Regions from separate parts of the Homo sapiens genome. Here region 2 is linked to region 1. A link is a contact called in ENCODE Hi-C or POLR2A ChIA-PET data. All regions are on one chromosome and are shown on one strand. Each heading gives the region's core, a stretch centred on a gene start or an enhancer-like site at or near the end of the contact. The rest is flanking DNA. Distances are from core to core; before and after follow the strand shown.

The links. Hi-C counts contacts between places; a loop is a spot of excess contacts on that map. ChIA-PET counts read pairs that join two places held with the same protein, here RNA polymerase II (POLR2A). Pooled maps may share reads with other maps.
Region 2: a loop to region 1 is called in a map of mammary epithelial cell, with 6 times the contacts of the local background. The contact joins the promoter of YEATS4 here to the enhancer-like site in region 1. A Hi-C loop is called at or near these places in 3 of 168 maps with a recorded cell type or tissue (Caco-2, heart right ventricle and mammary epithelial cell) and 8 of 50 pooled maps. POLR2A ChIA-PET finds 5 or more read pairs at or near these places in 3 of 52 experiments (Caco-2, GM12878 and HepG2).

What each region holds. Positions count from the first base shown.
Region 1 is chr12:69,414,330-69,418,580 of GRCh38, forward strand. It overlaps a transcript of YEATS4 not described here. Among named protein-coding and RNA genes, the nearest start is that of LINC02373, 31 kb to the right of the region's middle. RefSeq lists silencers at 1,440-1,734, 1,660-1,954. Within about 2 kb of position 1,527, at least 4 of the 41 ENCODE cell types and tissues checked have a DNase peak (open chromatin) inside an H3K27ac peak, as active enhancers do.
Region 2 is chr12:69,357,986-69,362,283 of GRCh38, forward strand. It overlaps YEATS4 (YEATS domain containing 4), which reads left to right and starts at 1,758. Exons shown (of 7, transcript NM_006530.4): 1 at 1,758-2,038. The coding sequence starts at 1,988. RefSeq lists enhancers at 1,502-2,105, 1,663-1,852, 2,106-2,707 and a silencer at 2,133-2,292.

The DNA of each region.
Region 1 (4,251 bases), core at 277-2,776:
AGTGATCCTACTACCTCAGCCTCCCCAGTAGCTGGGACTACAGGAACATGCTACCGCGACTGGCTAATTTAAAACTTTTTTTGTAGATACGGGGTCTCACTTTGTTGCCCAGGCTAGTCTGAAACTCCTGGCCTCAAGTGAACCTCCCATCTTAGCCTCCCAAAGCACTGGACTAGCAGGCATGAGCCACCATGCCCGAAGAGTACATTTCTTATTGTCCCCCAAATTGGACAAATTATTTAGTCTTAAGCTATACAGGAATAGGAAAAGATTCAGATTCCACAAACTCTGTCCATTTCTGTCCAGAACATTTTATTGAGTTTGCTTCAAAATAAGATGAACTTTCTTGGCATATAACGTCTGGAGGTAGGACAATGCACTGACTTCTTAAGCACAGAATCCCCTTGACTTCCAAAGTGAGACCTGGCTTGGCCCGCTGAAAAGTGCCTAGACTTTGAAGCCAGATGGATTTGAGATTAACTGGGGTGATGTCGTTGATTGCTCATCAGTGGCACTGGGAATGAATTCGCACTGTGTTGTACTTACGTGGCTTTCTTTCTCAGCGGAAATGTTGCCATCAGTTCTTTTTGGGATATCAATAATTTGGCAAGAAAGAAAGTCTCCATCAATGTATTATAGAGACTGGGGGACAAAAATCTGAGAAATGCTACCTAAATTCCTGCAGGATGCATGCAGATGTTCACAAAGAACGTACACTAAGCAATTCAAAAAGCCACAGAATCATGCATGCTGAGCGCACACTTGCCTACATAAGGAGCAGCACTTTGACCTAGAAGCCAGGGACCAGGAAGGCAGTAAGAGAGAAAGAAACAGGGGATGTTGATTCCCCTGTTGTCCTTTGCACCCCTCTACTTAGTAGATCTAACTTAAGTTGTTCAGTGGGCAAAAGTCCAGTGTACTCAGTAGCTCCAAACCAACATTTAGTGTCAAAAAGGTATTTGGGGCCAAGTGTGGAGGCTCACGCATGTAATCCCAACACTTTGGGAGGCCGAGGCGGGCAGATCACCTGAGATCAGGAGTTCGAGACCAGCCTGGCCAACATGGTGAAACCCCATCTGTACTAAAAATACAAAAATTAGCCGAGTATGGTGGTGGGCACTTGTAGGAGGCTGAGGTGAGAGAATCTCTTGAACCCAGGAGGCAGAGGCTGCACTGAGCTGAGATCATGCCACTGCACTCCAGCCTGGGCAACAAAGGGAGATCATGTCTTAAAAACAAACAAACAGGTATTTGGAGCAAGCAATGGACCCAGTGACAGTAACAATTTCAAAGCAAGTAGAGATCCAATGGCAAAGATGGGAGAGGAACAGCCTCAATGTGTAGGAAAAGGTGGCTATAACTACAAAAGCCAAGACTGTGTATGGGGACAGGTGAGGGAGAGGATTCACTGCCTGTGATCCCCTGGCCAGTCGGGGATCCATCCATTTCACACATGGATGCCGAGAAAAAGATGTCTGAGAGGGCAGTGGGCAAGAAGAACAGTTGTGGCCGACTAGCGAGGGGATCACAGGCAGAAACATCAACCCTTTAAGATGCCATGAGCATTGCTGCCTGAAGGTGGCATCTCTCACTCTGAAGAATTCCTGTGAAGATTAAGAAGCCTTGCAATACATTTTTGGAAGGTCAGTTCACATCTGTTTTCTATTTGTCATATTCTGTCAGCACTTCTGTGAGAACTGAGCCATTACACCAGCCTTGGAAGCCAGAGGCAGCTGGATCCTTCAGGCCTGGCATCTCCCAGGCCCGCGGTCCTACCTCAGTGGAGGAAGAGTGGGAACTGCTGTGCATTCCAACTTCAGTTCCCTGTGTGTGCCGCTGCCACCATCGCTCACCTGCAAACTGCTTCAAAGAGCAAACAGGCACTAAGAATTCAGCCTGGTGAATCCATTGTTCTCCTCCCCATAAAACAACAAACAACTTAGAGGCTTTTCAATCCTCTGATGTGTTTAATTTGTTATCTAGCAACAAAAAGAAGGAAAAGAAAAAGAAATTCTCCCAAATTCTATGCAATTTACAGTCCTGCAACTACATACGGAACTGGGATTTGCCTGAGAGACATATTGCAAAACAATCGGCCCCAAGGAAAATTCCAGAACTCAACAACACTCACAGTGGCCTAGTGATGGTTATCAGAATGGTGTTTCTAAATGGTGCTTATCAGTGTGCAGAGTCACTTATCACCAGTAGGCAAAGAGTTCCATGGATGTGGTTCAAAGGGCAGCCCAAGAAGCACCTGGGTCACATTCCTGCCCATCTGCCTGCAGCCCTCCCACGCCAGTAGGTAACCTAGACTTGCTTCACAGGGTCGGGGTTTGGGAAGACAAGGCATCTATGACAGGCTACTTCGCTCAGATCAATGTGTAACAATCAATGCCCAGTGCTTAATTTTAACAATAAGAATTTTATGGTGAGAGATGAACAGTCAATACTTAAGTTGGTCAGCCGGTGGCGGTGGCTCATGCTTGTAATCCCAGCACTTCGGGAGGCCGAGGTGGGTGGATAAGGTGAGGTCTGGAGTTCGAGACCAGCCTGGCCAACATGGTGAAACCCCATCTCTACTAAAAATACAAAAATTAGCCGGGCATGGTGGTGGGTGCCTGTAATCCCAGCTATTCGGGAGGCTGAGGTAGAAGAATCACTTGAACCCAGGAGGCGGAGGTTGCAGTGAGCCAAGATCACACCACTGCACTCCAGCCTGGGCAACAAGAGCAAAACTCTGTCCCAAATTTAAAAATAAATAAGTAAATAAAAATAAAATAAAATAAAATACTCAAGTTGGTCATGGCTTAAACATTTTTTAAAAATTTTTTTTTTTTTTTTTTTTTGAGACAGAATCTCACTCTGTTGCCCAGGCTGGAGTGCAGTGGTATGATCATGGCTCACTGCAGCCTCAACTTCCTGGGTTCAAGTGATCCTCCTGCCTCAGCCTCCCACGTTGCTTGGACTACAGGTGCATATGCCATCACACCTGGCTAATTTTTTGATGTTTTGTTGAGAGAGCATCTCACTATGTGGCCCAGGCTGGTCTTCAACTCCTGAGCTCAAGTAATCCTCCCGCCTCAGCCTCCTGAAGTGCTGGGATTACACATGTGAGCCACCACACCTGGCTAGTCAGGTCTTAAATTATCAAGATCTTGGGTGATTACTTTGAGGCTTCTGAGCAGATGAGAACGTATGACCGATGCCTGAACATAAGGCTGCCTTGGTAGGAGGCTAAAAATCCTGTGACTCTACAGAAATCGGTTACAGAAGTCTAATTATTTGTGTTCACTAGTAATTCTGTGTTGTTTTAGAACTAGCTTTAAAATGAGGAAATACTTAATTTAATGATCACTACCCACGTACTGTGTTTCTGTGACTATTTGTTGGTGTTTCTGTGAAAACAACAGCAGCCGCTTGTTACTGCAGAAATGGTCCCTTTGGAAATCAGCAGCACTTCGTTTAACGCTGGCATTTTTGTTGCGTGTCTCCCCAGAAATGCTTGGCTTAATATTCTTACAATAGGGAAAAAAAAAAAAAAAAAAAAGCAATAAAAGCTTTTGAAGCCAAATGCCCCTTAAAAAAACTGCTGATGGGGAAATCTTTTCTCACACAGAAAGAGATTTCAGTTAAGATGATCAAATAAAATAAGCTATATTTAAAGTTTCTGGCTCTTTCGTTTACCTTAGTCAAATAAAGCTTGTGTATTTTAGAGATGAAATCAAAGGTCATTCTTCTGATAGAGACAGATTCTGGGGATTGTCTCCTATTTGGGAAGCCATTTTAGCAGTGACTTCAGCCTTGGCAGGTGATAATGCTGTTCAAGTCATATTCAGTAAAGGGAAGAGTTCCAAAATCTTTCATTTCTGTACTGAAGATCCTATGCTTGCAATATGTATAAGGCATTATTTACTAGCCAGCCTGGCCCATAAAGTAATGTGGTGAAACCCTGTCTCTACTAAAAATACAAAAATTAGCGGGGTAGGATGGCACACGTCTGTAATCCCAGCTACCAGGGAGGCTGAGGCACAAGAATTGCCTGAATCCGGGAGGTGGAGGTTGCAGTGAGCCAAGATCTTGCCACTGCACTCCAGCCTGGGTGACAGAGTGAGACTCTGTCTCAAAAAAAACATTGTTTATTGGTTTTCTGATCTGCACCAAATCTTGATTGTCAGTTTGCTCTCCTTCTTTGTTAAATGTCTGTGATAAACAAATGCTCATCTAAAACATTCATTTGTCAACAAAGGAATG
Region 2 (4,298 bases), core at 508-3,007, 56 kb before region 1:
GTTTTAAATATAATTACGCCCCCAAACCAAATTTCTACTCTTATTCTGGCAACAGAATAAAAATCAATATCAATGTTTGATCATTTTCAAAGAAACTCAGTTCCTATCTTGGTTGAAATGCAGTGACATCCATATGACAATTGAGCTCTTCATGTGGCACTAATATAACTAAGCCCTGAGCACATCCCTTGCACTTCTATTTAGTGAAGTCTTTTAAAAAGTATTTTCTTTACAGTTGTTAAGTGGAATTACTAAAAATTACAATCAGCAGTATTTTCTACTCTTTTAGCTTATTTTTTAAAATATTTATCTCCATGCTTTTCAATATTACACCTATATTGCTTCTTCTTGATTTTTCCATTTTAAGATACTGACTTCCTACTATGGAAGTTAAAGATTAAGCTCTATTTCCTCCTCCTCCATCCCCATCAAGCATAGTACCCTTCTCCAAAGCCCATCCTTCTAAATGTAATTCTTTTTTTGAGGGGGAGGGGGGATCAATACTCAGTTTTTTTTTGTTTTGTTTTTTTTTTTTTTTTGAGACGGAGTCTTGCTCTGTCACCCAGGCTGGAGTGCAGTGGTGCGATCTCGGCTCAAGGCAAGCTCCGCCTCCCGGGTTCACGCCATTCTTCTGCCTCAGCCTCCCAAGCAGCTGGGACTACAGGCGCCCACCACCACGCTCGGCTAATTTTTTTGTATTTTTAGTAGAGACGGGTTTTCACCGTGTTAGCCAGGATGGTCTCGATCTCCTGACCTCGTGATCCGCCCACCTTGGCCTCCCAAAGTGCTGGGATTACAGGCGTGAGCCACCGCGCCCGGCCAATACTCAGTATTTATGTAACAATAAATACAATTACTTTCCTTTCTTGCACAAGATTTTGTTTTCCCTAGAATTAATAGCTGCATAATTCTTACAGCCGCTTAGTTTTCTGTGTACCTGTCATGAGTTAAACTCCAAACTCTCGGTCAAATCTCCTCTTGATTCAACGCCAGCTGGAATTTTGTCAATCCCATCCTTCTGAAGCAGTGTCTCCCAAAGATTTCTGACCGAATCTAATCTAGATGCGTTGCCGTCTATGCCTATACACAGCTATTGTTCCCGGAGCTCTTTCAGTATCATCTTGGGATCTTACTATTTTCTGTGTTTGTTATTTATTGTATTTCCTGCATTTCATAATTTCCTCCTTCTTGGCTTATTCCCTCATTTTGGTGGATCAGATCTACAGGATCTTCCTGGAGGTACTGAGAAAGGTAAGATAGGTACTATTTTTTGTGTGTAGTGATTTAGCACATCTGAAACTCTATTCTATTCACACACTAGATTGGTAGTTGGATGAGTATTGAAGACTAAATCGGAAGTAATTTTCCCTCAGAGTTTTGAAGACAGTGCCGTATGGCTTCCTAGATTCTAACTGAGCAATCTGAAGCCACTCTGATTCTATAGTCTGTATAACCTGGAAGGGTGTGGGATCTCTTTTTCCTCGATGTTCAGAAAATTCACAATGATATGCCTTGACGTGGATGCTTTAATATTTGTGCTGGGTGCTTAGTAGGATCTTTCAGTGTGGAAACTCATCTCCTTAACATCTGGACAACTTTTTGAAGTCATTTATTATTTCCTGCCTTTCATTTTTTTTTTGGTTTGGAACTCCTGCACTGGTCCTGTGATGTGACTGCAGCCGCCAGGCGCGTGCGCAGTGTACACTGCGTGCGCATACGCGAGCCCGTTGCGCCTGCGCGCGGTGCGGCCGTCGCCCCTCTTTTCGCGGCGTTCTCCACCTGCGCGGGCCTGAATGGCCTTCAGGAGCACAGTCGGCCTGAGGAGTTGACGGTTACTCACCGCCGTGAGCCCAAGTAACTCGCCCTCCTTCGGCTAGAAACCCTCCGCCTGGGCCCGCGCGACAGGAGCGCGGTCTCTGAGGGGAGCGGCGACCCCGCCAGCCCCGGTCTCTTTCCCTGGCGGCGGCGGCTTCTTCCGTGGGACAATATGTTCAAGAGAATGGCCGAATTTGGGCCTGACTCCGGCGGGAGAGTAAAGGTCAGTGCCCGGACCGCCCCTCTTCCGGGGTGGCTCTCCCGCCTCGGTTCCTCCCTGCGCGGCGCGGGGAGGGCCCACTGGGTTTCCTTTCGCGCCTTTTCTCCTCGGGTTTGAACCGTGGTTTCAGGTTGGAGAGCGAGTCAGAGCCATTGAGCGAAAAACCGGCGTTCATTGGGCCCCAACTTCCTCGCGTCACTGCCAACTCCCACCCCCGCCAAAAAACAAACAGATAAATGGTGGCTTGGGGAAACCCGGACGTGGCTGCCAAGGAAACGGGCGACTCCGAGGGCTGGGAAAGCTCAGCTTGGTGCACATTCGCTGCCAATCTAGGTTATTGGTGAAGCGGTGACGCCACCCTCCTGGTGTGAGGATAACAATAACTGTAGCAAACAGTCGCTGAGCGCTTACCCGCAGTATTTCCAAGTGCGGTAACTGAGACACCGAGGCATACGAAAGCTAAGAAAATTTGCTGGAGTTCATGGTGTTCACAAAGCCTCAAAGCAAGAGCATAACACTGTGCCTGGCACATGGGGAACATTCAGTAAATGTCAACTTCTTTTGTTTTTGATGAAATTACCATAGACCCTAGCGTAATGTTTGACATTGTAATATTTATTTCCCTCACACAGCCCCTGGCACGTTAATTTTTTTTTTTTTTTGAGACGAAGTGTCTGTCTTGTTGCCCAGGCTGGAGCGCAATGGCACGATCTCGGCTCACTGCAACCTCGGCCTCCCAAAGTGCTGGGATTACAGGCGTGAGCCACCGCGCCCAGCCGTGGTTCATTCTTTTTAAAGAAAAATTTCCTTTCCTTTATAAATAAAAATCAGAAGGGGTACAAATAGTTGTTTTTATCAGGAGCCAGTGGGTCCTGCCTTAAAAATTAACGTGCAGGGCCGGGCAAGGTGGCTCACGCCTGTAATCCCAGCACTTTGGAAGGCCGAGGAGGGTGGATCACCTGAGATCAGAAGTTCAAGACCAGGCTGGTCAACATGGTGAAACCCCGTCTCTACTAAATATACAAAAATTAGCCGGGCGTGGTGGCGGGCACCTGTAATCCCAGCTACTAGAGGGGCTGAGGCAGGAAAATCGCTTGAACCCGAGAGGCGGAAGTTGCAGTGAGCTGAGATCGTGCCACTGCACTCTAGCCTGGGCGACAGAGCAAGACAATGTTTCTTTAAAAAAAAAATAGCAATAATTAGTAGGTTTTAAAATACTTATGTGTGTGTGTGTGTGTGTGTGTGTGTGTTTTGTTTTGTTTTTTTTTGAGACGGAGTTTTGCTCTTGTTGCCCAGGCTGGAGTGCACTAGCGCAATCTCGGCTCTCCGCAACCTCCACCTCCTGGATTCAAGCGATTCTCCTGCCTCCAAGCGATTCTCCTGCCTCAGCCTCCTGAATAGCTGGAATTACAGGCATGCGCCACCATGCCCAGCTAATTTTGTATTTTTAGTAGAGACGGGGGCTTCTCCGTGTTGGTCAGGCTGGTCTCGAACTCCCGACCTCGGGTGATCTGCCCGCCTCGGCCTCCCAAAGTGCTGGGATTACAGGCGTGAGCCACCGTGCCTGGCCGCTTTTCTTCATTTTTATTGTTGTTGGTTACATTCACTCAGCACTTTTCACATGTGGTAAATCTTGCTCATTGTTCTTCAGATACATTTCTGTAACTGAGCCATTGGTTTCAGATTCATGTGCAACATTCAATATTTTCACTTCAATTGAAATTTTTTATCTTTCCAACATAATCTGTCAATACGCACTGCCTTTGCACTTATCAGATATAAGAAATATGTATGTTAAACTAAGGACAAATGTAGCAAACATGTCATCAGCCACTATTTACCAAGCTTCAGTCATCCAAGTGACTCTTGGCCATTTTTGCCATGTCTGAATTCAACTGTAATATTTATTGTAACATTTACATTTAAATCAGTTTATTTTTTAAAAGCCTCTTTCTAAGCGTTAATGTTTTTTAAATTGTAGGGTGTTTGGTTGTTTTTTTTTTTTTTTTTTTTTGGAGACAGAGGCTCGCTCTGTTGCCCAGGCTGGAGTGCAATGGTATGATCTCGGCTCACTGCAACCTCTGCCTCCCAGGTTCAAGCAATTCTCCTGCTTCAGCCTCCCAAGTAGCTGGGATTACAGATGCACACCACCAAGCCCAGCTAATTTTTGTATTTTTAGTAGAGGTGGGGTTTCACCATCTTGGCCAGGCTGGTCTTGAACCTCTGACCTCAGGTGATCCACCCACCTTGGTGAAATTGTAGG